2 separate regions of the Homo sapiens genome follow, and region 1 is linked to region 2. The links are chromatin loops, found by intact Hi-C in ENCODE. Cell type or tissue: endothelial cell of umbilical vein. All regions are shown on one strand. Each heading gives the region's core, and the rest is flanking DNA. Links, peaks and the distances in the headings are about the cores only. Region 1 holds the start of LOC107984701 (a long non-coding RNA gene). Region 2 has its middle 120 kb from the start of RPS29.

The links. Peaks named below come from ENCODE experiments on the same cell type or tissue, not always from the same donor. Only the 100,000 strongest peaks of a DNase experiment are listed, where the experiment ranks them.
Region 1: a loop joins it to region 2, with 13 times the contacts of the local background. A loop is called at or near these places in 12 of 110 quality-filtered maps.

The regions. Positions count from the first base shown.
Region 1 is chr14:49,543,848-49,560,592 of GRCh38, forward strand. It overlaps LOC107984701 (a long non-coding RNA gene), which reads right to left and starts at 6,804. Exons shown (of 3, transcript XR_007064154.1): 1 at 6,002-6,804. It also overlaps the pseudogene RNA5SP384. RefSeq lists an enhancer at 9,962-10,547. In endothelial cell of umbilical vein, for the core only: no CTCF peak of the experiment used is centred there; no DNase peak of the experiment used is centred there; H3K27me3 peaks cover 177 bases.
Region 2 is chr14:49,453,604-49,470,348 of GRCh38, forward strand. No RefSeq gene overlaps it. Among named protein-coding and RNA genes, the nearest start is that of RPS29, 120 kb to the right of the region's middle. RefSeq lists an enhancer at 14,710-15,211. In endothelial cell of umbilical vein, for the core only: a CTCF peak has its summit at 8,389 (motif pointing right); a DNase peak (open chromatin) is centred at 8,398; H3K27me3 peaks cover 534 bases.

The sequences.
Region 1 (16,745 bases), core at 4,375-12,374, 91 kb after region 2:
TAAATAACTAATAATGTGGAAAGACAATAAAATTCCAGATATCAGTAGTTTGATTAAAGAATAAGGGCAAAATACCAAGACTAGGAATAAGAGGGGTTACACTGGAAATGGAGTTATCTGTGTGAATAAAGGGCGTTGGGAGAAGCAAACTGACGCTTCTCCAAATGTCAGCATGCCAATATAGAAAAAGCAGAAAGAAATATGAACTATAGCAAGCTCAGTGGAAACTGGATTCTTAAATTCATTGAGGTCTCTGTTACTGTGGGGTACACTACCAAGAGAAACTGAGTAACATTAAACAAATGCAAAGTGCTATCATTAAGGAGCAAGTGAACAGAAACTTTTTCCCTTGGGGAAAGAGAGCAAAGACAAATCATCAGACCATTAAAAAAGATCAAGAATTAATCTTTACTCTTCTGCAGCTAGAACAAGGAATACCAGATAATACAAACTCTTTGTATTCAGAGTCGCTTTTTCTGGTCACCTGAATATAAATTAATAAAGTGTTTGTATAAATTCAATCTTAACTAGATGAATTTCAATAAACTTTCCATAATTATACATTAATAGATTCCCCAGAAATTTTCCACCATGTTCAACTTTTCCTAGGCAGCTCTTGCAGCTTTTTTCCCGAAGTTTGAATTACTATGTGATGACCCTGTTTGTCCCCCTGGCATTATGATGGGGGTGAAGTCCAGCAGGGCTAAGACTTGAGTTCTGGTCCCAGCTCTATCTAACCAGTCACAGGACCTCAAATAGGACCTTTCCTTTCTGAAACCTACCTCCTTATATGTCAAACAGAGTTGATAATGCCATACTTCACAGCACTGATGTCAGAATAAATAATAGATGAAAAAGCGCTTGGGAAACTGTAAAGTACAGTGCAAATTGGAAAGGTGAATTCCTTTTAGTGGCCATATTTTTCAAAGAAGGCCGCCTCTCAGCTACTGTCCTTTCCTCCGTCATTTTAGATCTTTTATTAATAGGAAATGTTCTCTCCAGTATCCGCTCTCCCTTTGATTATAACAATAACGATATATCTGTGCTTTCACCCACCCGCCCACCTCCTTTCCTCTCCTGTTGTTCACATTATTATTTCTGCCTTCTCAGAGCCTGCTCTCCATTTCCTTTCACTCCCTCTCTGCCTTCCTCCATATGGGAGACATTTCTCCCCAGTAACTGCTTCAGGCCTGCCCTTGAAAAAACCATGGTGGAGTCATTCTGTTATCTCTTTTCAGGAGAAAGAGCTACCTGCCCAGCGAGGGCTTGTGCCACAACTCTAAATGTCAGGTCTGAATTACCTGGGCCAGTGCAGTCCAGGACTGCCTATAGCCCAGGGATACTTACATTCTGACCAACACTTTCTCGCTTTCCTAAGGCACCAAATTCTCCAGTGTTTTAAATTCCAGGAGATCTTATCTCCTACCAAGTTGGCCTACACCGCTTTCCCACAGGGAGGCAGTTGGTGATTAAGAACATAGGCTTCAGGTCAGGCCGAGGCAGGCAGATAACAAGGTCAGGAGTGCAAGATCAGCCTGGCTAATGTGGTGAAACCCCATCACCACTAAAAATACAAAAATTAGCCGGGTGTGGTGGTGCACACCTGTAATCCCAGCTACTCGGGAGGCTGAGGTAGGAGAATCACTTAAACCCGGGAGGCGGAGGTTGCAGTGAGCCAAGATCACACCATTGCACTCCAGCCTGGGCAATAGACTGAGACTCCATCTCAAAAAAAAAGAGAAAGAAAAAGAACATGGGCCTGAGAATAGAATGAGTCACCCTGGGCAAGTGACCTAAACTTTCTGGGCTCCAGTTGTCTCATGAGGATAATGTCTGCCTCCCAAGGTCACAGGTATGTGTCAAATAGGACCCGTATATAGAGTGCCAAAAAATGTGCCAGGCACAGAAAATGGCTCCATAAATGTTAACTAACCAGTGATCATTACTGTTCACAAGGTTTCAGTTCTCCTCTCAAGCTATCCTGGCCTCCTGCTGCCACATTCCTTTCCTCTTTCAAAGTTCTCATTCCCTTTCTTCCTGCTGATCCTAATAGGCCCATTAGGGCCCACCCCTCTGCAAAGCTCTTCTTGCCACATCAGCCTACAATGAGGTCTTCCTCATTAGAGCTCTCATAGGCCTTGTCTTAACCACTCATTTACTTGTCGTGTTCTTCTTAGTGCTGTTCATTACCTTTCTACACGTGATGCCATTTAGACTGAGCAAGCTTTATTTGCTGATTTTGTGACTTGTTATAAGTACTTTACCAAAAAGTACTTTACCTTTATATAGGCCCAGTCACGTGGATGCTGAATTTTGAAACAATATAAGGATACGCCAATGATTAACACTGAACGGATCAGTGTCAGCCACATTTAGAGTCCAGCAGTGGGCCAGGATTTCCTTGCAGCTCCCTTTGTGTTTTCTAGAGATGGTCCAACTGATAAGAGGATACAGTTCCAACACTGCTTTGTCAGTAAAATCATCAGAAATGGAAATAATAAAAGAGATATAGACTTGTGTTCTGGAGTGGTAGTGAGAAGATTCTACAGTTAAAAGGTAATCAGATAAAAGTCATTAGCTTCTAATTAAGATCATCTGGCTGGAAATTGCAAAATGTACACCTGGAAGTCTTGATCTTTAAAACAGATAAAACCTGGGGCAAGGTTAGTAAAGTTGAAAAGGAGGGCCAGCAATAGACAGCAAGAAGGGGCAGTCAGGAGAAAGAGATGTCCCACCACATCATAGGTGCCAGGGCAGGGCTTCCCAGGACCCAGGAATAGATTTCAGCAGCCCCTACAAACTGAGGACGCCCTCTGGAAAGACCACATACTCCTTCGCCTCTCCTCCTGGCCCTATCCAAAGAGACTAAATCAGGGCTATTCCCAAGGCCAATATTAAAGGGGGCCTAGGATGATTGCAAGGATCCCTACCCAAAGAAATCTCTCCCCACCAACTTGCTGATTCTTAAAAAGCCTTTTTTCCTGCAATTAGAGACTGAGGTTTAAAAGGTAAATGCAGTTCACATATTGACTAAACAATCAACAAATGCAGACCGTGCCAAACCACCCTTTCTGGGTTTTATTTGGGTATGAGGGAATCAAAAACACCAGTGAAGGATGAGACTCCAAAGTGAGTCAACCAACTGTTAACTTCAAAGCCAAAGAGAATTTGTGTTCCAGGATAGCTTTCTCCAGCTGTGCTGGTATGCACAAAGGCAGCTCTGCTACTTAGGACACTTTGTGACTCTAGTAAGGTATAGACTTGAACTGCAAGCAACTCTAAACCCTCCAAGAAGTGAAACATCTTAAGGCTAGACAAGGTAGAAAAAGGTGAGCACTAGCAAACCACATGGGCCTGCCCTGGAACTGTGCCACAGTCAAAGTACAGTGGTTAGTAGTCAGAATAATTTTTGAAGAGATTTTCTCCACACATGTCAATTAGCATTGAAGGGAGTTGATATGGACTGAACTGTGCTCCCCCTCCACCATCCACATATTAAAGCCTTAACCCCCCATGTGACTGTATTTGGAGATAGGGCTTTTAAGGAGGTAATTAAGATTAAATAAGGTTGTAAGGAAGGAGGCTTAATTCAATAGAACTTGTGTCCTTATTTAAAAAAAAAAAAAAGGGCCAGAAACAGTGGCTCACACCTGTAATCCCAGTACTTTGGGAGGCCGAGGCAGGCAGATCACGAGGTCAGGAGATAAAGACCATCCTGGCTAACATGGTGAAACCCCATCTCTACTTAAAATACAAAAAATTAGCCAGGCGTGGTGGCAGGCGCCTGTAGTCCCAGCTACTCGGGAGGCTGAGGCAGGAGAATGGCCCGGGAAGCGGAGCTTGCAGTGAGCTGACATCGTGCCACTGCACTCCAGCCTGGGCGACAGAGTAAGACTCCGTCTCAAAAAAGAAAGAAAGAGAAGATCAGGCATGGTGGCTCATGCCTGTAATCCCAGCACTCTGGGAGGCTAAGGCAGGCAGATCACCTGAGGTCAGGAGTTCGAGAACAGGCTGGCCAACATGGTGAAAGCTATCTCTATTAAAAATACAAAACTTAGGCGTGGTGGCACATGCCTGTAGTCCCAGCTACTCAGGAGGCTGAGGCATGAGAATAGCTTGAGCCCGGGAGGCAGAGGTTGCAGTGAACCAAGATCACACCACTGCACTCTAGCCTAGGTGACAGAGCAAGACTCTGTCTCAAAAAAAAAAAAAAGTAAAGGAAGAGACACTGGAAATACATGTACACAAAGGCACTATGAGGACACAACGAGAAGGCAGCCATCTGCAAGCCAGGAAGAGAACTCTCACCAGAAACCAACTCGACCAGCACATTGATATTAGACTGGTAGCCTCCAGAACTATAAGAAAATAAACTTCTATTGTTTAAGCTACTCTGTCTGTAGTATTCTGTTATGGCAGCCTGAGCAGAAAAATACGGGGGTCTAATTTATAACTGTCCAACACACACACACACACACACAGAGAGAGAAAGAGAGAGAGAGAGAGAGAGAGGAAAACTTACCAGCAGAGAAGGCAATAGGAAACTAGGGCTGGCCCCTGCAGAATTCTTTCAATGGGCTCCAGGATAGGGGATGCAATGTCCGTGAATACTCCCTGATATGGTTTGGCTGTGTCCCCACCCAAATCTCATCTTGAATTCCCACGTGTTGTGGGAGGGACCCAGTGAAAGGCAACTGAATCATGGAGGCAGGTCTTTCCCAAGCTATTCTTGTGATAGTAAGTCTCACAAAATCTGATGGTTATTATAAGGGGGAGTTTTCCTGCACAAGCTCTCTTTTGGCCTGCTGCCATCCATGTAAGGCATGACTTGCTGCTCCTTGACTTCCACAATGATTGTGAAGCTTCCCCAGCCATGTGGAACTATAAGTCCAATAAACCTCTTTCTTTTGTAAATTGCCCAGTCTCAAGTATGTCTTTATCAGCAGTGTGAAAACAGACTAATACACTCTCACATTAGTAATTTTTACACCATCCCAACATAGTTATTATAATAGAAGTTTTTTCATAGGGTATTAGTACGTACAGGTCAACAAACACTTATGAGGCACCTACTGTGCCAAGCAGTAAGACAGGGAGTACAAAGATGATGATATCTGCCTTCAAAGACCTTATAGCAGGCTCACCAAGATCCTGGACTGAGCCACGCTCTGCCCACTCCTCCAGGCAGTTCATACTGTGCACCTGAATCATAAGTATTCCCTAATCCTACAGACCCCCAGCTCTCTGAATGGTTTGCTAGTGGACATCTTTTTCTACCTTGTCTTGCCTTAAGAGGTTTTACTTCTTGGAGAGTTTAGAATTGCTTGCATTTCAAAAAGAACCCAAGGTTCTTCATTTGCAGTTTTTCTTGTTTTTGGAAAGCAGAATGGTGGCTGGGAAGAGCTCTGGACATGGAGTTGGGTCTGGATGAGTTCCAGGCTCCCACTTCAAGCTGATGACCCGTCTGACCTAGTCTCAACCATAGGTAAATGAAGACAATAATACTTACCTGATAAAATGTTGTGAGGATTTAAAGAAATGTGTATACTTAAGTGCAAAGTTACATAAACAAAATGCAGTAGTAGCAATAACTATCACGTACAGACTATTCTCTACACACCAGGAACTGTGGTTCTTAGAGATAGAGAAAAAAAAAAGAAGTGTTTTTCCTTTTCTCATAGACTCAACAAAACATTCTGACACCAGGTGTTTGGGGATTTCTTCCCACACATCAAGCAATCAGTGTTCCAGCAGACACCAAATAAATGCCCTTTAATTCAATTCAACTCTGATGCTATCAACCTGGAGATAGCATCAGGCCCCACAGGTTAAGGGCTCCTCTCACAAGACTGCCTCCCACTTCAGATGCCAATTGCAGGCCCCAGGTTGTGACCTGTGCTTCTGCCCAAAAGGCTGTAAATCAGGGTTCCCATGACTTCCTCCCAGGGTTCGATTAATTTGCTACAGCAGCTCACAGAACTCAAAGAAACACCTTACTTACATTTACCCACTTATTATAAAGGATATTCAAAGGATACAGATGGACTGCTGGATGGAAGAGATGAATTGGTCAAGGTGCAGGGGAGGGGCGTAGAGCTTTCATGCCCTTTTGGGCGAGCCAGGCTTCAGGCATCTGCACATGTTCAGCTATCCAGAAGCTCCCCAAGCTGAGTCATTCTGGGTTTTTATGAAGGCTTCATTGCATAGGCACGATTCATTGAATCATTGACCAGTGAAGATCAACCTAACCTTCAGCTTCTTTCCCCTATCTAAAAGTTGAGGGGTGAGGTTGAAAGCCCCAAGGCTCTAATCACATGGTTGGTATCCCTGGCAACCAGCACCCCCACTCCTAAGGCTGAGAGCCCGGGCCACCAGTCATGTCATTAGCATACAAAAAGACACTTACCACTTAAGGGATTTCAAGGGATTTAGGAGCTGTGTGCCGGGATCAAATGGCAGAGACTAAATATATATTTCTTATTATATTACAACATAATGGTGGTCAATCTTCACAATAACCATGACAAGTCTATGACATGGTACTATTATGATCCTCATTTTTACTAATAAAAAAAGCAGTGATTTAAGAAGTTACACAACCTGGCCAAGGTCACAGGACTGAGAATCTGAAGCTTGGTAGTTCAAACTCCTGATCTCTAGGTACCTATTAACTTATTATATTTTCCCCCTGGTTGCATAACCTTTTCATCAATTATCTTAGGTACTTTCAAGTCATTTGGATTTATTCCTGATCATCATAATGTAAAGTATTGATACATACTTTACAGATGAGAGCCGCAAAGAAAAGAAAGAAATATAATAGGTAGAAACTTAAGTAACAGGCTAATCATTAGAAAGGTTTAAGAGAGACTACTCATTCAGGCTGCTGCCAAGTCCACGCCTCTAAATGCACTCCATTACTCTTTTAAAGAACGCTAATGCATGAAGTTGGTTATTATTATCAAATCTCTGACATAAGGGAAATTTTTCTGATTTTTTAACCTTAAAAATTGTTCCTTTTAAATCATCATATTAGACTACCTTTTTTTACCATTCAGACAGGTAAGCAGGAATGTCTTCTTTTTTTTAATTGAAGAAAAGCTTAGTTTTTCCCTGCAACTGCATATAAAGCCTTTTAACTGTGTGATTACTCTGCCATCTAGCTTCCTAAGCCTATATAGCTGTTCATGAGATACTCCTGGGGTATATTAGGGATAAGCACTGCTTTGGTTTAAAATGCCTTGGTTTAGATTACTTAAATGTTCAATGATCACACACACACACACACACACACACGACAATAACAGTAATCATCATGTCTCCTCCTTGTATGAAATGTCAATCTACAACGTTGTAAGAAACCCCTGAGCCAGCTGAAATTTCTTCTTGTTAAATAAAGGTCAACTGAACAGTGTTCTTTCTTTTCAAGTATCTGGAATGCAGATTTTGGACTTAAACTGTGTAAAGTTAACGTGAAAGGCCAACAGATAAATCACTGAGCATTCATCCATCTGTCGTTTGACTAAATCTTATCAATTTAGATGAAAAGAGAAAGCTTTTTCTAGTCGTCTGTGTATGTCATGGGACATACCCTTAAGTTACCCAGAATAGTGTTTATTATAGAAATATTACTGTTCCAGGGTTAAGTGCAGTGGCCCATGCCCGTAATCCTAGCACTTTGGGGGGCTGAGGCGGCAGATCACTTGAGGCCAAAAGTTCAAGACCAGCCTGCTGAGCAAGGTAAACCCATCTCTACTAAAAATTATTATTGTTCCTAGACAATAGTAACATATCCCTTAGGAAATGAAGAAAAATCTCTATTTTTGGCCTGAACCTGGGTTTGAGACCATATGAAATCACAGTCCTTAGAGCCGGCCATGGTGGTGCACATCTGTAGTCCAAGCTACTCAGGAGGCTAAGATGGGAGGATCATTTGAGTCCAAGAGTTTGAGCCCAGCCTGGGCAACATAGTGAGATCCCTCCAACTAAATTTTTAAAAAAACAAACGCTGTCCTTGATTAGAGTCATCAATATCTGGAAATAAATGTCCTCATCTCCCTCAGGGTAGGGGACTCTGTTGCCAGCAGAGTGTGAACACATGAGTGGCAAATAGAGACAAGGTTATTCTCATACCACATGGGACCTGAATCTTTTCCTATGAAATTGCTCCTTTGTGATTAAAGGATTTGTACTCGGTTGCCCTGGAGGTCTTGGTGTTCTACTGTGTTTTTCCAGAGTGGCCCCACTACACAACACACACACATACACACACACACACACACACACACATTTCTTTCTGTTAAGACACCTAATTCTAAGATGTTTTCAGTTTAAAATGAGTAGGAAAAAGGTATGCTTCCTATGCCATCAGCAGTTTTCAGTGAGCAATTGTAATGCAAGAAACAATTATAAAGTGATCAGATATACAATGTGATTTGTCAGAAAAAAATGTGAAAGACCTAGAAATGGACAGGCTGGGCGCAGTGGCTCACGCCTGTAATCCCAGCACTTTGGGAGGCCGAGGCAGGTGGATCACGAGGTCAGCAGATCGAGACCATCCTGGCTAACACGGTGAAACCCCGTCTGTACTAAAAATACAAAAAATTAGACAGGCGCAGTGGCGGGTGCCTGTAGTCCCAGCTACTCAGGAGGCTGAGGCAGGAGAATGGTATGAACCTGGGAGGCAGAGCTTGCAGTGAGCCGAGATTGCGCCACTGCACTCCAGCCTGGGCGACGAGCGAGACTCTGTCTCAAAAAAAAAAAAAAAAAAGAAATGGACCAAAAAGTCTACAGCCATACCATCCTGAACACACCAATCTCATCTGATCTCAGAAGATAAGCAGGGTCAGGCGTCGTTAATACTCAGATGGGAAGAATGAACCAAAAAGATAGCTGAGCATTTTCTGTAAACAAAAAATGAAATCCTAAGCCCCTGCACCAACTGAACAGACTCCGTCTGAGTCAAGGGAGCCACAGAGAAACCTGAAAACCTGACCTCCCAGCCATGACCAGAAAGGAGGTTAGATATGCCTCATTACACCCTCCTCCCTTTTGGAGTTTAGGCACAACTGACAAGCATTAACATTAAAACAGTGATCATAAGACTGACAAAACAGACTCTTTGTGGCAATAAGATACCAAATTCCAACCTGACTCTGGTATAGCATCACATGACAGAGAGCAGACCCTGAAGAAAATGAAAATATGTTACCCCCAAATATATTTATTTGACATATTTTGAAATGGCCCTGAAAAGCTGTCTTTCATAGGGGAAATTTGCATCTTAGAGAATCTTTATTAATATAGTCAGGCCTTTCCTGGATATAGAAGAGATTAACTAAGAGTCTGACACCTTTCATGATTCAAAAAGAGACATTTACTGTCTATTCTCTCTGAAGGCTGTTACCTGGAGGCTTCATCTACATAGCAGGAACCTTGGTCTCTTCTGCTGAGTCATGAAAAGAAAATAAAAAGAACCTAGTCCCCTAAACCCCCTTTATCTTAACTAAAGCATTTCTTTCTATAGTCTTTAGACAAAGCTTAATTCTTCAACCAATTGCCAATTAGAAAATCTTTGAATCCAACTATGATCTGTAAGTTCCTCCTCTTCAAGATATCTCACCTCTGTGTGCTGAACCAATGTACACACTGCATGTATTGATTTATAATTTCAGCTATAATTTCTTTCTCCTTCAAATGTATAAAACCAACCTGTAACCCAACCATTCTGGGCAAACTTTCTCAGAACCTCTTAAGGCTGTTCCTGGGCCATGGTCACTCATATTGGCTCACAATAAACCTCTTTAAATATTTTCCAGAGTTTGGTTTTTTTAAATCAACATTTCAATGGGAAAAAAAATGTATTGTTTCTAGTACTCTCTCCTGGCTTATCTGATTCTATTGATACAGGAGCTAGAAAAAAATTATTTAGGCAGATAGTGAGGGTAAGAGAGTCCTCAGCAAGATTTGCCTTTTAATAAAAATCAGCCCCAAAATCATTTCTTTTCTAACAAACAGCAGCCTGAAAAATCAAGCTGCAGACAGGTAAGCAAGCTGGAAGCTGCATAGGTAAATGCCGGCAGCTGTGCAAATAGAAAAGGGATACCTGGAAGCCAGGTATGTTCAACACGGAGGCTCCATCTTCCCTTTTCTTTGTCACTATGTATGCAGTAAAGAAGCAGGCAACATGGTGCTGGCCAGGTAGAGAACCTATCTGCATAATAAAGGATTAGGGTGGTGAAAGATTAGGGCACAATGTAAATGGCACACCTGGTCCAACCAATCCTTTGCACCCTATGTAAATTAGACACCATCTCTTCAAACTCATCTATAAAACCAACCACCTCTTACTACAAACCAGGACATCCACTCAGAACCGCCTCCCTCTGCATGAGGGAGCTTTTCTCTTTTGCCTATTAAACTTCCACTCTTAAACTCACTCTTTGTGTGTCTGCATCCTTGATTTCCTTGGCATGAGGTACTTCAGGTATTACCCCAGATGGATGATGCTGCTTCACTATTAGGTTTTATTATCTCTGGCCTACTCATAACTCTGTAAATAACTGATAGCAAAGCAAAAATTCTTGTCTACAGACATGCAAGTAGATTCTGACTGCTTGGAGGAAACACTGATTTCCCTCCACCTGTAGTGTTAAAGAAAAAATTACAGGCTGGGTGCAGTGGCTCACGCCTGTAACCCCAGCACTTTGGGAGGCCGAGGGGGCCAGATCACGAGGTCAGGAGATCGAGACCATCCCGGCTAACACGGTTAAACCCCGTCTCTACTAAAAATACAAAAAATTAGCCCAGCATGGTGGCGGGCGCCTGTAGTCCCAGCTACTTGGGAGGCTGAGGCAGGAGAATGGCATGAACCCAGGAGGCGGAGCTTGCAGTGAGCCAAGATCGTGCCACTGCACTTCAGCCTGGGTGACAGAGGGAGACTCTGTCTCAGAAAAAAAAAAAAAGAAAGAAAAAATTATGGCCAGACACAGTGGCTCATGCCTGTAATCCCAACACTTTGGGAGGCTGAGGCGGGCAGATCCCCTGAGGTCAGGGGCTCAAGACCAGCCTGGTCAACTTGGCAAACCCCTTGTCTACTAAAAAAACAAAAATTAGCTAAGTGTGATAGTGGGTGCCTGTAATCCCTGCTACTCAGGGGGCTGAGGCAGAAGAATCACTTGAACTCGGGAGGCAAAGTTTGCAGTGAGTCGAGATCGTGCCACTGCACTCCAGCCTGGGTAACAGAGCAAGACTCCATCTCAACAGAAAAAAAAAAAAAAAAAAAGAAAGAAAGAAAAAATTATTCAATGATACTTGTTAAAGCATGGTAAGGCACACTTTATTCAGAACCATTGAGATAAGTATAGGGACCACTAAAACAGGATTTTGTAATGAGGGAGAGAGATTGTGCCCAACTCCAAATACAGCATGGGCAAGTGAAAATTTACAGCCAAGAACCAGGGTGGAGGTCAGTGGATGGAAAATTACTAGGAGGAAACATCAAGGGTAAAGGAGATTCTGCATAAACCCACCTAACAGGAGTCTTGCTGAAGACAGGCCAGGGTGATCAGACATCACCTGGGGGATGATGGAGGATCAAAGGTCAAAGATGATCAGACATTGAGAGTAGGGGGTTTTCGTTAAAATGTCTTACCAGAGTTCTTGCTAAAATTGGATTTTACAGGTGCATAAATAGGCCTAGGAGAAGTTTCAAGAACCTGACTAAAGTTTGGTCAAATAAAGAATCTTTGTCAGTAGGAAAAACCAGTTTTACATTCATTTGTAAATTTATTTCACCGCCTATTTTTGTTTCTACTCTTTCAAGTTCCTCTTTGAAATAGCTGTCAAATCTTTCCGGTTCCCTCATCAATTAATGAGTTATGCCTGTAAGAAAGTCACGAATTTACCTTTTTTTTTTTTTTTTTTGAGACGGAGTCTCGCTCTGTCACCCAGGCTGGAGAGCAGTAGTGCAGTAGTGCTATCTCGGCTCACTGCAAGCTCTGCCTCCCAGGTTCACGCCACTCTCCTGCCTCAGCCTCCCGAGTAGCTGGGACTACAGGCACCCACCACCACACCTGGCCAATTTTTTTGTATTTTTAGTAGAGATGGGGTTTCACTGTGTTAGCCAGGATGGTCTCAATCTCCTGACCTCGTGATCTGCCAGCCTCAGCCTCCCAAAGTGCTGGGGTTACAGGTGTGAGCCACCACACCCAGCCCCATTTTTTTTTAAATTATCCTCTAAGAGACCTTATTTTCTTACCAGCCAGCTTAGGAGAGGAGTGGAAATCAGGTAGCAAGAGAACAAAGGGCTAGATATTCCACTGGGTTTCTCTAAAGTCCCCAGACTCAGTTTAAGAGAAGGGACAGCCAAGTGCAGTGGCTCACACCTGTAATTTCAATACAATGGGAGGCCGAGGCGGGGGGATCTCTTGGCCCAGGAGTTTGAGACCAGCCCTGGCAACATCTCTACAAAATGCTGTCTCTATAAAAAATTTAAATAATTAATTAATTAATTAATCAAATGTAGTGATGCACACCTATAGTTCCAGCTACTTGAGAGGCTGAGGTAGGAGGATCACATGAGTCTGGGAGGTTGAGGTTGCAGTGAGCCATGATCTTGCCACTGCACTCCAGCCTGGACCACAGAGTGAGACCCTGTCTTAATAAACAAACAGGCCAGGCACAGTGGTTCATGCCTGTAATCCCAGCACTTTGGGAGGGTGAGGCGGGCAGATCACCTGAGGTCAGGAGTTTGAGACCAGCCTGGCCAATATGGAGAAATCTCGTCTCCACCATAAAAATACAAAAACTAGCCAGGCGTGGTGGTGCATGCCTGTAATCCCAGCTACTCAGGGCCCGGAGGCAGGAGAATCCCTTGAACTTGGGAGGCAGAGGTAGCAGTGAGCCAAGATCACAACGCCGCACTCCGGCCTGGGAGACAGAGTGAGATTCCATCTCAAAATAAAATAAAATAAACAAACAAACAAATAAATAAATAAAAGAGGGGGCGACACGGCAATCCAGCCAGGCTTTCAGCCTCAGGTCTGAGCCTCATAGCCTGAGTGTCATTGAAGGGGTCACATCTAGGCTCAGGGATCCCTTTGATTTCCCAGTTTTCTAATTAAACCAGCTTGGATGAATCATGGCTTTTCCCAGAAGAGTCAGGAACCTCAAATATCACATTGTAGACAATGTACTAAGCACAATGATTACTTCCCTTTACCTTAAATAAGAATATTCCAAAAGCATACTCCTTACTTAACAAAGACATGACCATGACCATTCATACAACAATACAGTAACCAGAGTTTCCCAAAAACTGAGACAAAATTCAGAAAAAAAATACTCAATTTATTTAACATCCCTTTGTGCATTGTTACAGGCAGTGTAATTAAGACCTTGAACTTTGAAGTCAGACAGCCTGAATTCAAAGCCCAACTCTACCTTTTATTGTAGCACTGTAGAAGTAATTGACCTAACTTCTCTGGATCCCAAATTTCCTTATGTGTTAAATGAAACTAATAATAATTCCCTCGCAGAGGTTTTGTGAGAATTTTAAAGTCTTTGGCAGGAACAGATGCATAGTAAATCCTCAATAAATGGTAGTTATTATTGTTATTATATTCTACACTTATTTTATATAAAACATATAACTGGCCGGGCGCAGTGGCTCCCACCTATAATCCCAGCACTTTGGAAGGCCAAGACGGGTGGATCATGAGGTCTAGAGATCAAGACTATCCTGGCCAACATGGTGAAACCTGTCTCTACTAAAAATACAAAAATTAGCTGGGCATGCTGGTGCACGCCTGTAGTCCCAGCTACTCGGGAGGCTGAAGCAGGAGAATCGCTTGAACCCAGGAGGTGGAGGTTGCAGTGAGCCGAGATCGCGCCACTGCACTCCAGCCTGGCGACAGAGCAAGACTCCATATCCAAACAAACAAACAAACAAACATATAACTATACTATCTTCCAGTAGTAAATAGGATAGGAGTTGAGGCTGAAGACTTTGTGATCAAAGCCTTTTAATTACATTTTGAGGCCCACACCTCCCCTGCCCCATTCCTAAGGGCCAGCCTCCGGAGCCTCTTTTATAAGGGCACTGCAATAATTTGAATGTGTTCCCTAAGTTTAAGGGTTGGAAAGTTAATCCCCAATGTAACAAGTATTGGGAGGTGGGGCCTAATAAGAAGTGATTAGGTCATGAGGGCTCTGCACTCATGAATGGATTAATGTCATTATCAAGGGAGTGAGTTTGTTATGAAAGCAAGGCTAGCCCTCTCTTGCTTTCTTGCTCACACCCTCTCTTGTCCTTCCAGCATGGGATGACGCAGTGCAAAGGCCCATGCTATATGCTGGTGCCATGGTCTTAGACTTCTCAGCCTTGGGGACTGTGAGCCAAATAAACTTGTGTTCATCATAAATTACCCAGTCTATGGCATTCTGTTATAGCAACACAAAACAGACCAACATAGGCACTAATCCCACGACCTTATGACCTCTCAAATGCCCCACATCTTAATACTGTCACACTGTATCACACTGCGGATTAGGTTTCAACACACAGATGGGGGCTAGAGGGGACTGGGAACAAATATTGAGACCATAGCAACAACAAAACTTCCAGAAGATAATACAGAAAAACATTCTCATGATCTTTAATGAAGAAAATATTTTTTAAATAAGTTTTTTTAAACCATAAATATTGATAAATCATACTACATTAAAATAAGTAGTAACCGGAGGGTTTGCCAGGTGATTACGTATAAGATTTTAATGCAAAAATTGTATTTCTTTTCTATATCCAACAACAAACTGGAAAATGTAATTTGAAGAAATACACCATTTAAAATAGAATTAGAGAAAATCAAGTACCTAAGATTCATTCTAATGAAAGATGTACAAGAACACTACAGGGAAAAATAAAAACTTATTAAGAGACATGAAAAAAGATCCAAATTAGATGTATATATATTTGCTGATAGGAAGACTATCATAAAGATATTAATTTTCCCAAAACTGATACACAGATTCAATGAAATTCCAAACAAAATCCCAACGGGATTTTTCATTGAACTTAACTAGCTGATTTTTAAATGTATATGGAAAAGTAAAGATTTTAGAATAGCCAGAATATTTCTGAATAAGAAAAGGCAGGGGGAGACTTGCCCTACCAAATGTGAGGACTTATTGTGAAGCTGTAGCAATTATAACAGTATGATCAAAAATAGACTAATTGACCACTAAAATAGAAAATAGAGCTCAGAAACAGACCCAAGCACGTTTGAAACTTCGGTATATGAGAGAGGTTGCATATTAGATTTGTTAAAGTATAATTTTCTAATGGATTAAAAAAATTATTTCATGCAAAAGATTTTATTCAATTCATTGATTAATGAGGAAATCTGTCAGATGCTAAAATTAGCCCAAAGAACATTTAATGAGTTAGATGTGTATAGAGGCAATGTAAAAAAAGAAATTTTAGGTAGTTTCAGGTTTATGGAAAACCAGTTCCTATTTCTCTAAGAGTATTTGTTCTATTGGATAGAAATGATTTACATCTCTAGTAGAAAAAAAATATTTAAGTTAATCTCTGTTCCTACAGAGTTGTAAATTGCTCAACCATTACAGAGTCAAGCCCAGAACCTCACTTGAAGGATACCCAGTAATCTCTTTCTGCTATTTCCACATTTCAGTAATTATTTTGACACATGAATAGGAAGAAAAGAGACTATTTAATAAAACAAAAAGAACTATTTAATAAAATAAAAAGAACCATATATAAATGGTATATATATCATATATTCATATATGGTGTTTCATCTCTTTTCATATGAACGACTACTTTCATATGAATAACTACAAATATATATAAAAATAAACTCCAGATGAAGTCAAAATTTAAGTATCAAAAACAAACTTGAACACTCTAAGTATTAAATACAGGTGAATATCTTTTAGAATGTGGGAAATTAAAGAATCTCTTTTTTATTTTTTCAGACTTTTACATTCAGAAAATACATATGCAGGTTTGTTACCTGGGTATATTGGGTAATGCTGAGGTTTGGGTTATGAATGACCTCATCACCCAGGTACTAAGCATAATACCCAATAGTTAGTTTTTCAACCCTTGCCCCCCTCCTTCCCTTCCCTCTTTAATGGTTCCCAGTGTCTATTCTTGCCATCTTTATGTCCATGAGTACCCAATGTTTAGCTCCCACTCGTAAGTGAGAACACGTAGTATTTGGTTTTCTCTTTCTCCATTAATTTGCTTAGGATAACTGCCTCCAGCTGCATCCATGATGCTGTACAAAGGACATGATTTCATTCCTTTTTATGGCTGCATAGTATTCCATGGTGTATAAGCACCACTTTTTTTTTTTTTTACCCAATCCAGTGTAGATGAACACCTAGGTTGATTCCATGTCTTTGCTATTACTGTGAATAGCGTTGTGATGAACATGTGAGTGCATGTCTTTTTAGTAGAAAGATTTGTTTTCTTTTGGATATATATCCAGTAATGGAATTGCTGGGTCGATTTGTAGTTCTGTCTTAAGTTCTTTGAAAAATCTCCAAACTGCTTTCCACAGTGGATGAACTAATTTACATTTCCACCAACAGTGCATAAGCGTTCTCTTTTCTCTGCAGCCTCACCAGTATCTGCTAGTTTTTGACTTTTTAATAATAGCCATTCTAACTTGTGTGAGATGGTATCTCTGTGGTTTTAATTTACATTTCACTGATGG
Region 2 (16,745 bases), core at 3,640-11,639:
AGCTCCCCACCCCCAAGCTTGTGCTTTGCACACATCGGTCCTCACACCCAAACATCGACACACACCAACAGTCAGTCCACTTCAGGGACAGCAATTCCCAAGAGTGGCCACATCAGAGCAACTCCAGGACAGCACCATCCCTCAGGACAACGCTGGGAGGCCAGTCAGGTGGCAGACATTTGTCCCTGAGATGCTGTCTCCCCACCTGATCCAGACCATTCTGGGAGTGGCAGGGAACAAGAAACAGACCAAATGGAATTTAAAATTCTGGTGCCAATAGCCATGTGACCTGGAGCAACTTCAATTTCTCCATCTCAATTTCCTCATCTATAAAATGGGAATCAGAATAATACCTACCTCACGCAAGGTAGAGAACTGAACGGGCCAAACAAGTAACATACTTAACACAGTGCTTGTCATTTTATAATGCATTGTGGTTCTTATCATTAACTATTTTCATTAAAATTCAAGATTGAACTTTTTCTCCCTTCTCCTAAATGGCCATACAAGCGTGTTTGCAAGAATCTGTGTTCTCTTCCCTTCCTCCTCACCCATCTTCACATTTCAATTTGCTTTTTTGTTTCCCCCTTTACTCCACTCCTATCCCTACCTACAACCAGGAAAGCACAGGGGCTCCTTCTGAAATTACACTTGAAACAAAAGGAAGTGAGGGTCCATGTTAAGCCTGACACCTCAGTCACATACACCATAGTGCTGTTCCATCCCCCATTCCCTTTTCAGGGTCAAAACCTCACTTATCCACATTCCATTATTGTCATCTCTGCACTAGAAATTCTTTAACTTTTCAGAATGTTTTAGACATTTTTCTTGTGTACCAATCAGGAAACCGTAATTTAAAAGATATTCTCATCCAGCTTGTTGCAGGATAATAAAGCATTCCACTATCTTCCATTTTGACCAAGATTCACCCAGAAAGTAAATTATATAGAGAAAGAGAGCATGTAGGGAGGTGTGCTGGAATAATGGAAACTTGTCTTTGTCCGGGTGAAATTTTCCTTTTTTTTTTTTTTTTTCTTGAGACGGAGTCTAGCTCTGTCGCCCAGGCTGGAGCGCAGTGGCACAATCTCGGCTCACTGCAAGCTCCGCCTCCCAGGTTCACACCATTCTCCTGCCTCAGCCTCCCGAGTAGCTGGGACTACAGGTGCCTCCCACCATGCCCGGCTAATTTTTTTGTATTTTTTTGTAGAGACGGGGTTTCACCGTGTTAGCCAGGATGGTCTCGATCTCCTGACCTCGTGATCCGCCCACCTCGGCCTCCCAGTGTTCTGGGATTACAGGCGTGAGCCACCCGGCCCCGGGTGAAATTTTCTGTGTTCAGTTAAGTCATTTGGGTTTTGTCTTTTAAGAAACAAAATACAATATAGAACACTAGTTTGCATTTTCCTGGAATTTTGCATGCCTGTGGATCTTGTTTTATTCCCCATTTACTGAATCTATGGTTATTAATATTTTAGTCTCTCAGTAAGTTTCTGTTGTACTAATGGAAAGCATTTGGCCCTCTAGGAGCCAAATGCTACATTGAATAGATCTGTTAACATGCCCTTCAGTAAATTAGCAAAGAGTGTAGCTTCATCTTTTATTTATTAAATAATGAGACTACTTTCATAAATAGCACTTTTTATTTTATTTTAAATGTACTTGAAAAGATTTTATAAGGGTTGAATAACCTCTCCCACCCTACTATGGTAAGCAAAATAATGGCCCCAAAGATGTCCACATTCTATTTCTTAAAACCTGTACATATGTTACCTTACATGGCAAAAAAAAAAAATTAGTAAGGTCAAGGACCTTGAGATGTGGAGGGCTCAGTCTAATCACACAAGTCCTTAAAAGTGGAGAACTTTCCCAGCTATGGTAAGAGAAAGAGAGAGAGGCAATGACAGAAGAGAGGTCACAGAGATGCAAAGTGAGGACTTGACCTGCCATTGTTGGCTTTAAAGATGGAGAAAGGGACAGGAACTAAAGAATACAGTTAGACTTTAGAAGCTGAAAAAAAGCAAGGAAACAGATTCTGCCCTAGAACCCCCAAAAAGGAATGCAGCCCGTACTGTTCCTTGATCTTACTCCAGTGAAATCCATGTTGAACTTCCAAACTACTTAAAGATAAAAAATTTACATTGTTTAGTCTAAGTTTGTAATCATTTGTTGCCACAGTAATAGAAAATGAATACATCGACTCAGAACTAACCCTTTGACTTCAAAGCGAATCAGAATGCAAGGTTCTCTGAGCAAGCAAGAGGGTAGCCATTGAGCATGGACTGGGTTGTAATTGCAGCTCTTTTTGCATATACTGTTCACTTGCTCGTATTCAGTAGCACAAATGTATAAGTAAATGAATGTCTAGTAGTTAGAAATTCCTAAGAAACACACAATAAGGGTTGGGAGTTATAAAAAGACAATATATTGGTTTATGGATTATATATGAATTATATGATCATTAAGAAATATTAAGCCACTACCAATCAATCCCCATAAAAAGAGAGTCTCTAGGCCAGCCTTCGTGGCTTACACCTGTAATCCCAGCAATTTGGGAGGCCAAGGAAGGTGATCACCTGAGGTCAGGAGTTCGAGACCAGCCTGGCCAATGTGGTGAAACCCTGCCTCTACTAAAAATACAAAAATTAGCTGGGCATGGCGGCGGGCGCCTGTAATCCCAGCTACTCAGGAGGTTGAGGCAGGAGAATTGCTTGAACCTAGGAAGTGGAGGTTGCAGTGAGCCAAGTTGGTGCCATTGCACTCCAGCCTGTGCGACAGAGCGAGATTCCATCTCAAAAAAAAAGAGAGAGAGAGAGAGTCTCTATTCCTTTATTTGGAGACATTGTAACCATTACTAGGAAGGCAATAGATGGGCTAATACTGTTTTGCTAGGGGCATCAAATTACTACACAATTTGATGGCCTAGTGTGGTAGAATAGTATTGCTTCTCTTAATGAAGGGAGTAAGCTCCTAAGCACAATTCTTTGTCAGAAATCTGGCTGAAGTAGGAGGCAGAGGATTCCCCAATTAGAAAAGAAAAGCCTTGACATATAAATGCCTAGTTGAAATGGCACCACAATGAAAAGATAGTGACCAAACATATGTGATTGATTGGTATTAGATCTGCCCCAGCTTTGGATGGAGGAAAGGAAGGTGCTGACGTGGAACAGGAAAAATTAAGAGGCTGAAAAGACTAAAGTCCAACCTCACAGAGATAGTCAACATAGGTTAGATAAAAGCGCCTGGAGGCTGGGTTTATTCATTTCTTCAAAATGGTACAAACTCAAGCCCAGCCTTACACAATTTATGTAAGCTTGAGGTTTATTCTTTTAAACACTGTTGTGTGATAGATCTTCCTTTCTAGAAAATTCCTTAATCAAATTATTAGCATATATTGTAAATTTCTAAAATTGTGTGCTTGCTTGATAAAGGAGTAAACAGAAGCAGCTACAGAGTTTAGATTCAGTGAAGTTTCTACATAATTGACTATATGATGTGAAAATTTCTGGTTGCATTTGTTCTCAAAAACCAATTGAATTCACAGAATTGCAAGTAGTAGTTCCCCCTGAGGTTTCATGATATAGATTAAAATGTTACAAATTTGAGGAGAATTCAATTTTTTCCGTTATAAACTGTGCAACCGTCACATTTTACTTTTTCATGTTTGGCAAATTGACAGATGACAGAGCCCATGATGATAATAGTGATAGATCTCTCTAATTGCCATTCGAAGTAAATTAATGCATTCCCGCAACAAGTACAGCCAAGCATTCTCATTAAACTTGGGCAAAATAGAAAGGTGCCTTCTGGGGAGTTTTGACTAAATATAATCAGAACATGCACCAGACAAATCAGACTCTATGCGCATCTGGAGAATTCAACATCAGTACTATTTGATTGCTTGCTTACTCCATTTATCTAGGATAAAATGGTAGTTTGGCAGTGCCTGTATTGTCTCAGGAAGCTGAATTTTTATTGACACACAAACGTCAGAAGAAACTTCTACTCAGTCCATCTGACTTCTCTTAAACCAAATTGAAATAAATTTCTCTGATCATAGCTAGTGTAAGACTCAGACACTCATCAAACATTTCAAGTTCCAAACTTTCTGTTTTACTATTCCTAAAGCCAATAAAATGTCCCCAAAACTATAGTATTTCTATATCTAAAAATACCTAGTGCACAACTTCACACACTCAAAGCCACGCAAAAGTCTTGCTACAGGTGCTCATCTTTAAAAATTAGGAAGATGCACCACCATATTCTACATTAATTTGTCTCCTTCAATATGTAAAGCCCCTTTAAGGCAAATTTTTAAATCAAAGATGAACCATACAATATTCAGATTCACTAAAAATTAAAACAATAGATACAAATGGAAAACATTCGCTACTTCTGTGCTAGAAAATACTACTTCCAAATTATACAAAATCTGTTCTTGAAGATTATGTTAAAGAAAACCATTGTTATGGTTTGCATGTGTCCCCTCCAAAATGTCTGTATTAGAAACTTACTCCTCAGTGCAACAGTGGTAAGAGGTGGGGTCTTTTGGAAGGTGTTTATGTCATGAAGGTTCTGCCCTCATGAAAGGATTATTGCCATTATTAAAAGGGCTTGTAGGAGTAGATCCACTCACTTCTGCTCTTCTGTGATATGAGGGCACAGTGTTCGCCCCTCCCTTGCCCTTCTGCCTTCCACTATGGGAAGATGCAGTAAGAAGGCCAACACCAACACCAGATGCTGGCACCATGATCTGGATTTCCCAGCCTCCAGAACTGTGAAAGAATAAATTTTTGTTCTTTATAAATTACTCAGTCTCAGGTATTCTGTTATAGCATCACGAAACAGACTAAGACAACCATTTTTTCCCACATTGTCATTGAAACTTGAATATGGGATGCTTCCCATCGTAAGCAGAGGTAGCCATAAGTGAAATGGAATATTAAGGTCTTCTGACTTTTGCTGGGCTCCCTCTCCATCCCCCCCTCTCTATGTGAAGACCATATGTATCCAACAGACCATGGAATCAGAGGAACCAAAATAATAATAATAGTCCTAGTATAGTTCAGTACCAAAGATATTTGCAACATGATTTGCAAACATCTGGTTTGAAGATAGAGAAAGGGACATGAGCTAAGGAACAAAAGAAAAAAAATGAGAATGCAAAGGAAAGATGAAAAATATATACGAGATTTTAAAGATATGAGAATTTAAATTCAGGAGTAATTCCAGCTTCCTTGGTGTTCCTGGCTTGGCTGTGGTACTAAGAGTCATGGGAAATGGCAGACTTTTGTGCTTAACTTCAAAATCAAGACTCAAAATGCTGAAACCAGTCTAAGGTAGGTGGGACTGTGGTATGGTTTGGCTCCGTGTCCCCACTCAAATCTCATCTAGAATTGTAATACCCACATGTCAAGGGAGGGACCTGGTGGGAGGTGATTGGATCGTGGGGCTGGCGGGTTCCCCCATGCTGTTCTCATGATAATGAGTTCTCACAAGATCTGATGGTTTTTAAAGTGTGGCACTTCCCACCCACCGCCTCTCCTGCCACCTTGTGAAGAAAGTGCTTGCTTCCCCTTCACCATAATTGTGTTTCCTGAGGCCTCCCCAGCCATGTGGACCTGTGAGTCAAATAAACCTCTTTTCTTTATAAATTACCCAGTCTCAGGTAGTTCTTCATAGCAGTGTGAAAACAGACTAATACAGACTGGTATACTGTACTACTTAAAAGCCTAGGTCCTAAACCCCACATCTGCCACTTAGTAGCTATTAATCTCTTACTTCTCAGTTTCCTCATCAATAAAATGGAGATAGTAATGGTCAATTTTATAGAATTGTTATGCAAATAAATGCATTTCACAAGTCTTCTGATTTTTCTCTGAGAGTTAAAGTGGAGTTTATGTAAAACATGATTTATGTGGAGAAAGAAAGGAGTAATAGAGTTAAAAGAAAAACCTCAGTATCATCACAAAGGTAGGATGAAGGATCTCCAGCAGGATGAGGGAAGACAAAATAGGATGCTTCTAGTGGGACTCTTTGTGGAGGACCAAAGAAAGTTGAATGTAAGCAGAAGAGTCATGTGTGATTGTTAGGAAGACCTAGAGTCATCTCTACTCTTTGAACCAAATATCGATTAGCCTGAAAAAAATAAATAAAAAATAAATCAATAAATAAAACAGAAAACTTAAAAGGGGGTTGCAAACATGTGGCTTGCTCATGCTCTATGTTTGAGAGATTAACAAGAGAGGTAAAAAGTCAATAAACTTAATTGATAAAGCTTCATCCTACATGTCCCAGGGAATCCTTAAGCTGTTATTGACATGAGGAGGTGCTAAGGTCTGTTACAGAATTCCACGGATTAGTACATGTGAGGAGGGCCACCAGGACCATGAGGCTATCAGTGGGTAGATGTGACTGGGATATTTATAGAAGTGGGTAACTGACAACATTCAGGCCACACCTACCCAGAACCTGGGCCTACATCTGGAGACTGCATACTGGATACTGACTGCATAAAGCCCACCATGTGTCAAGCAATGTAGCCACTCTTCATCACAGGATGAGCTCAAGGAGATACAAGCCCAACAACAGGACACGGTGCCTCCATAATGGCAGGAAGCTGAAGGCAGAGAAGACACTGGTTCTCAACCCACCCTAACCCATCAGGTAACTTGAGTAAGTCACTTCAACTTTCTGGGCTTTAGGTTTCTTATTTGTATATTGAGATCATGGAACTGATAATCACTAAGATCCTTTCCATCATTTTCCATTTATAAATCATAGTTTTGAGGTTTGAAGCTTTGGTCACTATCTCCTGCTAAGCCAAAGTTCAGCACTACATCCAATACCACAGAAAATGCAGGAAAATTTTGGTTCTGTACCCAAAAATAGTCCTGAGTTGACCAGGGGGCCCCTTGATGCTAGGGGATTGAGTGGGGAGAAGGAAGACCTTTCCTCTAGCTTAGGGCAGGCTAGAGAGACCATCTGGCAGCAGAATAAAGGATGTGGTTCTATTTATTCCTTGTACTTCTTCCCCCTGTAGTCCAAAGCTGCTTGAGGTAGTTACTGACAGAGGAAGAAATTGCTAGAAGCCAAAGCTATTCCAATTAAAACTATTAAAAAATCTGATTGTGAGAATGTTTGTTAAAAGAAAAAAAAAATTCTGCCGTAAGCCTGAACTACAGATTGCCTGCAAAGTGCCCATATGGTATAGCTATATAAATTTTATTACCTAGTAAAATTTGTGTCTTAAAACTCTTGGCAAGAGACTTCATTTAACTAACCCAGACTTTTTTTTCCCTTGGCCCAGATACAGAAGAATCGGTGCCACTGAATAACATATTAGGCACTTGCTTTTTGCAGTAGATACACTGTTCTTCTAATGTTTTGTCATATAACTTAACTGCCACCTGAACAAGAAATAACTGTTCAAACTTTTTTTACACATCTTAGCTGAAAATTCAAACTAAATTCGACATCAGCCAATTCTTAAAGGGTCCTTTCTTCCTTTGTATCTTTGATTCTCTACCCTCTTTGATATATATGTTTATACAATCAGCACAGGAATCATTATTTAAAGTGTGCATTTTTTTCTGAAATATGTTGCCTTGTGTTCAAGTGAAATGCAGAACAGTTTTTCATCATCTCACTGGTTTTGGAATTTGGATTTTGAATGTCAAATCTTATATTTCTTTTCATTTTTTTTGAACTGTTAAGAAACTGTGTGTGTTCTTTTAAGTTTACAGTCTGCTCTGAAATTACAATGTAAATAGCTTTAACACAGTCTAAAGTACTTCTAATGGGAATGAATTATTATGGAAACTATCAAGAAAGGCACTGAGCATTATTTGGAAGGCGGCTTTGTTTCTATCTTGGTTTATCCTTTGCCAGTGGCTCCATTAGGGTATCACTCAGTCAGTCTCCCTGCTGGATAGTAAGCTACATCCATCCCTGTACTACTAGCCAAAAGGAGTAGAAAGCTCTAGGCAGAAGCTGTGGCCCCTTGAGAAAAGAGAAGCTTTCTGTTAAATAGTTTCTAATTCCACCCATATTGGAAATACCAGGTGGGACCATTTCACCATCTTTTCACAAAAAGTATGTCATGCCTCTTTCCTTGCCACTACTATAAGGGCTTCATTGAACTTCAAACCTCTTCTAAATCAACAAGATATCTCACACAACATGCAATGAAGTGAGGTGCTACTTAATCCTTCAGCCTTCCAGAAGCACATTCTGTAGCTCTTGATTATTTAAAAAATGCAAAAGCAAAACTAATATAATAGTAACAAACCCTTATAGTTATGATGTGCTTATTACATGCCAGACACCATACTAACGCTTTACATCCATTAGCTCATTTAATACTCACACACACACAAACTCTAGGGGGCAGTGTTGTCCCTACTGTAAAGACGAAGAAACCATCTTAAAGAAGTTAACTGTACTATATATGGGTTTCTGCTAAATGAGTAGATTTCAGCTTCTCTTGCCACAAGAATTTAAAAATGGGTAACTATGTGTAATGATGTACATATTAACTTGTTTCACTAAGTAATCTTTTTACTATTTATCTATATCCTATAATATCATGTTATAACCTCTTAAATATACACAATAAATTTTATTTTTTAAAAAAGGTATAAATTTCCCAAGATCATATAGGGAAACCAGGTGGAACCAAGCACTAAGTCCAGTCTGCTCCTGAGATGGCTTCTTAGCCAGGTCCTTTATGCTGACAATAGTTAGAGACACATCTTAGAAAGCCAATAGGTGACTTGGAATTAGTGTAATGGGAAAAAATGAACTATTACTTAAATCGATTTTTGAAGAATTTCTCTCAAGGAGAAAGCTGTCTTCATCTTAAGTACACCTTAATAATAAGAATGGTTAATATTCAGTGGGTGCCTACTGTGTGCCAGGCAATTTCCTAAGTATTTTACCTATATTAACCCACTTGATACTCAGTACAATTACCATTTTTGCATCACTACAATGGCCATCTTACAAATGAGGAACTTGAGGCAGGTAGAAGTTAAGTAACATGGAAAAGCCACGCAGCCAGGGAGGGTGGAGACTCCATGTAGAACCATGTCGTATGGCTCGAGTGCATATCCTCTTAACACGACTCTATGCTGCCTTTGTGATTACAAACATGTTTGATTATGACAAAAATCATAGGGACAGAGCCTGGATGAGTAAATAGCCAGATAATAAAACAGCTAAGGTGGGTCTGCACAACAAATTACTGGGAATTTCAGGATTTAGGAGCAGAAAAGACAAAGGGAGTTCCAGAATCATCACAGGAACCTGTCACCCAAATTCAAAAGATGAACAAGAAAAATCTTATCGGTAAGAATAGACACAGGACCATTGAAAAAAGGGATGTGTCATAGGTTTTTTTAATTTTTAATTTGTGTGGGCACATAGCAGGTGTGTATATATTTATGGGGCATATGGGATCTTTGATACAGGCATATAGTGTGTAATAATCACATCAGGATAAATGGGGCATCCATCGCCTCAAGCATTTATCCTTTGTGTTACAAACAACCCAATTCTACTCTTTTAGTTATTTTAAAATGTATAATTAAATTATTATTGACTATAGTCACTCTGTTGCGGTATCAAATACTAGTTGTTATTCATTCTTTCTAACTACTTTTTGTACCCATTAACCATCCCCACTTCTCCCCCACCTCACTCCACTTGTCATAGTTTATTTTAAGCTGCTTATTGTGCTGCACTGCTAAGTAACCACTCCATGACACACAGAGCCTTGAGATGGGACACTTTGGGTAATAAAGGAATTGGGATGGTGTCCAGCAAAGAGCTGCAGCATAGAAAAGGGCCAGCAGGAACAGGAAGTAAAAGATCAGCAGAGATGCTGGGAAGTAATGGAAACATTCTTCAATAATCTCCAAAGAGTAGATCACCCACTGTAAATGGGATGTGGAAGTTCAAGCCAGATTCTCTCAGTCTTAATGGACAATCTCGTTGCAACAAGCTGGAGGACTTGGGGAAAGACACCCAGCCCGTTGAAATCTAGGTTGGGCTAGAATTCAAAGTTTCTGATTTCTAAAATTAAACACTCATTCAATAAGTATTTATTGAGTGCCAACAGAATGCTGGGCCTTGTTCAAGATACTAGGGATACAGGAGTAAGCACAACGGACTTGGTTCCTGCCCTTTGGAGTTTATAATCCAGTGGGGAAGGCTGACAATTAAGCAGTAAAACACCCTAAAGTGTGGTCAATGGCTTGATAAGGGGAGCCCAGTATGCTAGGGGAGCAGGTGGCAAAGGACCCCTAAACTACTTGCCAGAAGAGGTGGTGCTTAAATTGAATTGCAAAGCAGAGCACTGAGGAGGGATGTTTATGCAGACAGAAAGAAAAGAAAGCACTGAAGAAAGTCCGGAGAGAGCCCTGCAAGTTTGGGAATGGAGAAGAGTTCACATCTGAAACTTCATACTGGAACAGTAAAGATAAAGGGAATGGTGTCAAGATGCAGGTGTAGAGGGCAGGGGTGTCACAGAGGGCCTTGGAAACCACACTGAGGGGTTTGGGACAAAAGGAAGATCAAGTTTCAAACAGGGTAGTGATATGATCAAATGAGAACTACAAAGTTTAAGGTTAAAAAATAAGTGAAGAGGGCACTAAACTTAAGTTTTATTTTCCTGAGCTGAAGGTTTGTGGTGTTTTTCTATTGATAATAAAGAACTGTTCACTCCTACAATGAGCTATTCTGGACTTACCACTAGCCATCATTATATAGGACATAAATTTGCATGGTATCCTTTGGCAATATCATTGTCTATACAATCTGTGGACTGGACCCATAGTTATCACCTTTCTGTCTATTGTGTTGATTCACACTCCCCAAAATTATTTTATTTATTTAAAATACACCTTCAGGATTACAAAAACTAACTCATGTCATCCTCGTAACAACTCTATGAGGTAAGTACCATTATTATCCCCATTGCGCAGATGAGGAAACTGAGGCTTAAAACAGTCACATGGCTAGTAAGTAGCAGATGCTTTATAGTACACGCACTCAAACCACTACCACATGAAGCCTATCTGGTTGGTTTGGAGAGGCTAAAGGCAAAATAATCTAGAGAGAGCACAAACCTAAGTAAGCGGAACATTCACTAGTTGTTTGAACATTTATTTACTCATCTTGGACCAGCCTGGAGACACAAAAATGAATCTGTCCAGTCCCTCCATTCCTAGAGTACCCAGTCTAGCAGCAGAACAGACAATATCCTAAAATCACAATCCAAATGAGAAGAGTGATGTGTGAGGATGTTAGCAGTGGCAGGTGAACATCTCACTCTCCTTGGGGCAGAGAAGCCCCCAGGCGAGAAGTTCCCCAGAGGAGCCTGCCCAAGCATACACTGAATGATAAGTGGGATTCCACCAGCTGGGCAAAGAAGAAAGGAACATGAGAGTACCCAATGGTATTGTTTAGGGAATTGCAAATTCTTCAACCTGGCTAAAGACTGGGGACCCCTGCAGGAAATGGCAGGAAATGGGACTACAGAGTGTGCTGGTTCAGGCAGCACTGTCCCTTGATAAACTCCCAGAGAACAGCCACATTGTCAGAAAGCACATTTTCTGCTCATTCCACTGAGCTTAGAGGGTAAGAACACCCTGAAAACTGTGGCCCAAATGTCTCTGTGGACAGTTAAGGTGTTTCCTTGGCCAGAGACGTTTGCTAAAATCTTCCTCTGCAGGTTCTGGGCCTTTGGCGTAGTGCCCAATTTTGAAACTGCGATGTCCCCGAAGTTCCTTCCCCATGGAGCTGGCATCCACATCTTATGACTAAATTATAGATTGTCCCATGTAAGATGGAATAATACCTTATAAAAGGAGTAATTGCTTTACCTCAGGACTTCTGTCCCTCTGAAAAATAAGTGAGTTCTATATAAAAAAGAAAAATAAATCTCTAAAACCCAATATAATCTTTTGAGATGTTGTATCAACTTTGATCACATAAAAGACCCAGAGCCATGTTTCAGGCATATATACACTCGTCTTCAAAATGCCTTACCTTATATACCTTATAAAATAATACCTTATCTTAACATTCCTTCTCTAATGATATTAGTCAAAACAATTCTACTTTTTAATTAATTGTTTTGACTTTTTTAAAGCATTATGCCTCCAAGAGACTTTAAGCCAAGAAAATAATTTGACAAACCTAATTACACACACACTCATACACACATCATACATAAACACGTATGGGTTTAAATGAAAATGCAAGGTTGAGCCAAGCACAGTGACTCATGCCTGTATTCCCAACACTTTGGAAGGCCGAGGTGGGTGCATTGCTTGAGCCCAGGAGTTCGAGACCAGCCTGGGTAATATAGTGAGACCTCATCTCTACCAAAAATACAAAAATTAGCCAGGCATGGTGGCGCAGACCAGTAGTCACAACTATTAGGGAGGCTGAGGTAGGAGGATCACTTGAGCTCAGGAGGTTAAGGCTCCAGTGAGCCATGATTATAACACTGCACTGTCTTAAAAAACAAATAATGCAAGGTTGGAACTGGAACCAAATGGGCATAAAATTAAATAACATGACATTATATGATTCTGTCTCTTTATATGAGCTTTGCAATAACTTTTACTCTTGATGGCTCCCTACGACCTCACAGGAAGGACTAGTATCATTTAGCCACACATATTGCAAATAAAAGGAAGCCCAAAGAGATTACAGGGTGGCTATGATTTTGTGTAAAATGAAGCAGAATGATGAGACACAATCTGGGTCATTCTGGAGGGAAAAGGCTAATAAGGGATAAGAATATCTATTCCAACCTCCCCATTTTACAGATGACCAAACAGAGACCCAGCAGTTGACCCTTAGGCATATGGCCCATGAGTGAAGAAACAGGAATAGAGCCACATTATCTGAAGTCTAGTTCTATGTCCTTTCTGATTCTTTACTTCTCAAACCAGTTTATACATCGTCCCCAGAGATTCACAGAAGAGAGGCACAGAGGACTCATGGTCATAGCATAAAGCTCAAGCATCAAAGGTACTTGAAGATTTGAGGGAAATCATATTATTTATCTAATCTTTATGTAATTCTAATACTTAAATATTAGAACAATTAGAAAATAGTATAGATTTAAATGTAATTGCATAATTTTTTTCAAAAACAAAACAGGTGACTTCAAAGAAAGATGATGCTTACTGAAGTTGCTTGGACTACCCGGCAAATTGCCCAGGGGGGCACAGTCCCACTGCTCCCTGCCACCAGGACACATCAGCACCTGCTCCAGGGAATCACGGTGCCCCATGAAAAGTGGAGCAAACTCTTCTCACCCACTCTCCCCCCGACTAGTGACCCTAAGGATTGGGATGAGAAAGAGAAAGCTTTGGAAGAGCCTAATCCCAGGAACTGGTTCATCCTTCTCTAGAAGAAAGAAAATAAATGAGGTTAACTTGCAAGAGAAGTAGAGGAAGTGAGAGAGGGATTCTTTGGGAGAACTACAAAGCAACTATTAAGTCTCCAGAAAGAAAAGCCAGGCTGTCAGAAGTGCTAACATCCAGAAGAGCAGAAATATTTTCCCACACTCTAGTTACAAAGGCCTTGTATTTGCTCCTAATGGCAGAAAAGAAAGGCTCACTTCACCACCAGACATTGGAAAGACCTGAATCTTGCCACAGGGCCAACCCAAGGGAACAAAGAACCCTCCTACAATGGGACCTCACAAAAGCGTAGTTTTTAAGCGTCACAGTCCCAGGACAGGGTCGTCTTGCTGTTCCCTTAGCAAGGAAGATATGGTTCATGGTCATGGATCAACACCATTGTTGACACTTGACACCTTTTGATCTCAGCTCCTAAGTCTCCTACTTCTACATTAGTCATACCATGCTCTATGCTGTCACTTTTCTCTTTCTCTTTTTTTTTTTTTTTTTTTTTTTCCTGAGACGGAGTCTCACTCTGTTGCCCAGGCTGGAGTGCAGTGGCACAATCTTGGCTCACTGCAAGCTCCACCTCCCAGGTTCACACCATTCTCCTGCCTCAGCCTCCCGAGCTGGGACTACAGGTGCCCGCCACCACAACCGGCTAATTTTTTTTTTTTTTTTTTTTTTTTTTAGTAGAGACGGGGTTTCACCATGTTAGCCAGGATGGTCTCGATCTCCTGACCTCATGATCTGCCTGCCTCAGCCTCCCAAAGTGCTGGGATTACAGGCATGAGCCACCACGTGCAGCCAGTCACTTTTCTCTTTCTTGCAACTTCTCTCTGCCCTTAGCTTTAAGAAAGGACTTCTGCTTACTCCTGCAAGCATCTCCTGACCTCTAGGTTTCAGGGTGTGCATCTGTCAGTGTTTGTATGCTGTATCCTCTGGTCTTTTTTTTTTTTTTTTTTTTTTGAGTAGCTGGGATTAGAGGTCTGCGCCACCATGCTTGGCTAATTTTTGTATTTTTAGTAGAGACTGGGGTTTTGCCATGTTGGCCAGGCTGGTCTTGAACTCCTGACCTCAAGTGATCTGCCCACATCGCCCCACAAAGTGCTGGGATTACAGGCGTGAGCCTCTGCACCAGGCCTGTATCCTCTGATCTTGTTTCAATCAATTAGCTGTGTCTTTGTCATGGCTGCCCACATATGAATTGATGTCTTCTAGATCACATATAACAGCAGCTTAGTAACTTGCCTTTCCTTATTTTCATCACGTGCATTTATCAGATCAAAAATTAATCCCTTGAAAATGTCTTTGCCTAAAGAAAACTCTTTCTTCTTTCTCTGTAATTAATTTTTCTCATTGCATGTAACGTTTTAAAACATTTGCTATCTTCTCAGAATGTTAAATATGTTTGATTTTCTTAGTTCTATTGACTTAATCATAGAACCTCAAATATCACCAGTAAGGCAAATTACAATAGAACTAAGAAATATCAACTTATACACTTTAGAAAGGCAGCGTAATTGGCATTATAATCACCAAACCTAGAGGCGCTGAGAATAGAGGGCAAAGGTGAGTTGCTAAACAAAAAACGGGCATTAAATAAAAATCTGCTTATCAAAGAGTGAGACTCCATCCTGTGTGCACGATGCCACCAGCCAAGCACACACCTCATGGCAGGAAGCTGAAAAATCCTTCTGGGGAGAAACTGAATGGCCCAAAGAAAAGATCAAAAGACCCTAATCTTTAAGCCTTTCCTGAAAACAAGGAAAATAAGTCTTTCCTGCTTATAACCTGATCCCCTACAGAAAAGCCCACTTTATGGTCACAGTTTTTTATTGTTTTTGTGGCTCACATTTAAATGGGAATAGACAACCAGGGATCACTAGAAATTTGAGAAAAAACTTCAGCACAAAGTGAAATCATAAACACAAGTAGAAAAAGAACCTGGCATAAATGAATAAACTGCAAGGAAAGGAAAAGAGAAATTTTTAACATCCCTACTACTCAAAGCCATCTACAGATTCAATGCAAGCCCTATCAAAATACCAACAATATTCTTCACAGAAATAGAAAAAACAATCCTAAAATTTATACGGAACCACAAAAGAATCCAAATAGCCAAAGCGATCTTAAGCAAAAAGAATGAAGCTGGAGGCATCACACTGCCTGACTCCAAAATATACTACAAAACAATAGTAACCAAAACAGTGTGGTACTGGCATAAAAACAGACACATTGATCAATGGAACAGGATAGAGAACCCAGAAATAAATCAATGTATTGACAGCCAACTGATTTTCAACACAGGTTCCAAGAACATACATTGGGGAAAGGACAGTCTCTTCAATAAATGGTTTTGTGAAGACTGAATATCCATATGTAGAAGAATAAAACTAGACCTTATCTCACACCATATATAAAAAAATCAAATCAAAATGGATTAAAGATTTAAATATAAGACCTGAAACTATAAAATTATCATACTAGAAGAAAACAAAGAAAACATTAGGGAAATGCTTCAGGATATTGGGCCTGGCAAAGATTGTTTTGATAAGCTCTCAAAAGCAGAAGCAACAAAAAAAAAATAGACAAATGGGATTATAGCCAACTAAAAACCTTCTGCACAGCAAAGGAAATAATCAACAGAGTGAAAAGACAACATACAGAATGAAAGAAAATATTTGCAAACAATCCATCTAATAAGGGGTTAATATCCAGAATATATAAGGAACTGAAACAATTCAACAGAAAAAAAAAATCAGAATTTAGGAGGGGTAAATAATCTGAATAGTCATTTCTCAAAAGAAGATCTACAAATGGCCAAACGGGTATACTGAAAAATGCTCAGCTGGGCATGCTGGCTCATGCCTGTAATCCCAGCACTTTGAGGGCCAAGACAGGTGGATCGCTTGAGCTCAGGAGTTCAAGACCAGCCTGGACAACATGGTGAACATGGTGAAACTCCATCTCTACAAAAAAAAAAAAGAAAAAAAAAAAAAAATATATATATATATATATTTGTGTGTGTGTGTGTGTATATATATATATATATACACTTATACATACAAAAAAAATCAGCTAGGCATGGTGGTGTGCACCTGTAGTCCCAGCTATCTGGGGGGGCTGAGGCAGGAGGATCACTTGTGCCCGGGAGTTCAAGGCTGCAGTGAGCCTTAATCACACCACTGTACTCCAGCCTGGGCAGCAGAGTGAGACCCTGTCTCAAAAAAAGAAACGTAAAAGAAAAATGCTCAACATCAATAATTATTAGGGACATGCAAATTAAAACCACAATGAGATAACATCTCACCCCAGTTAGGATGG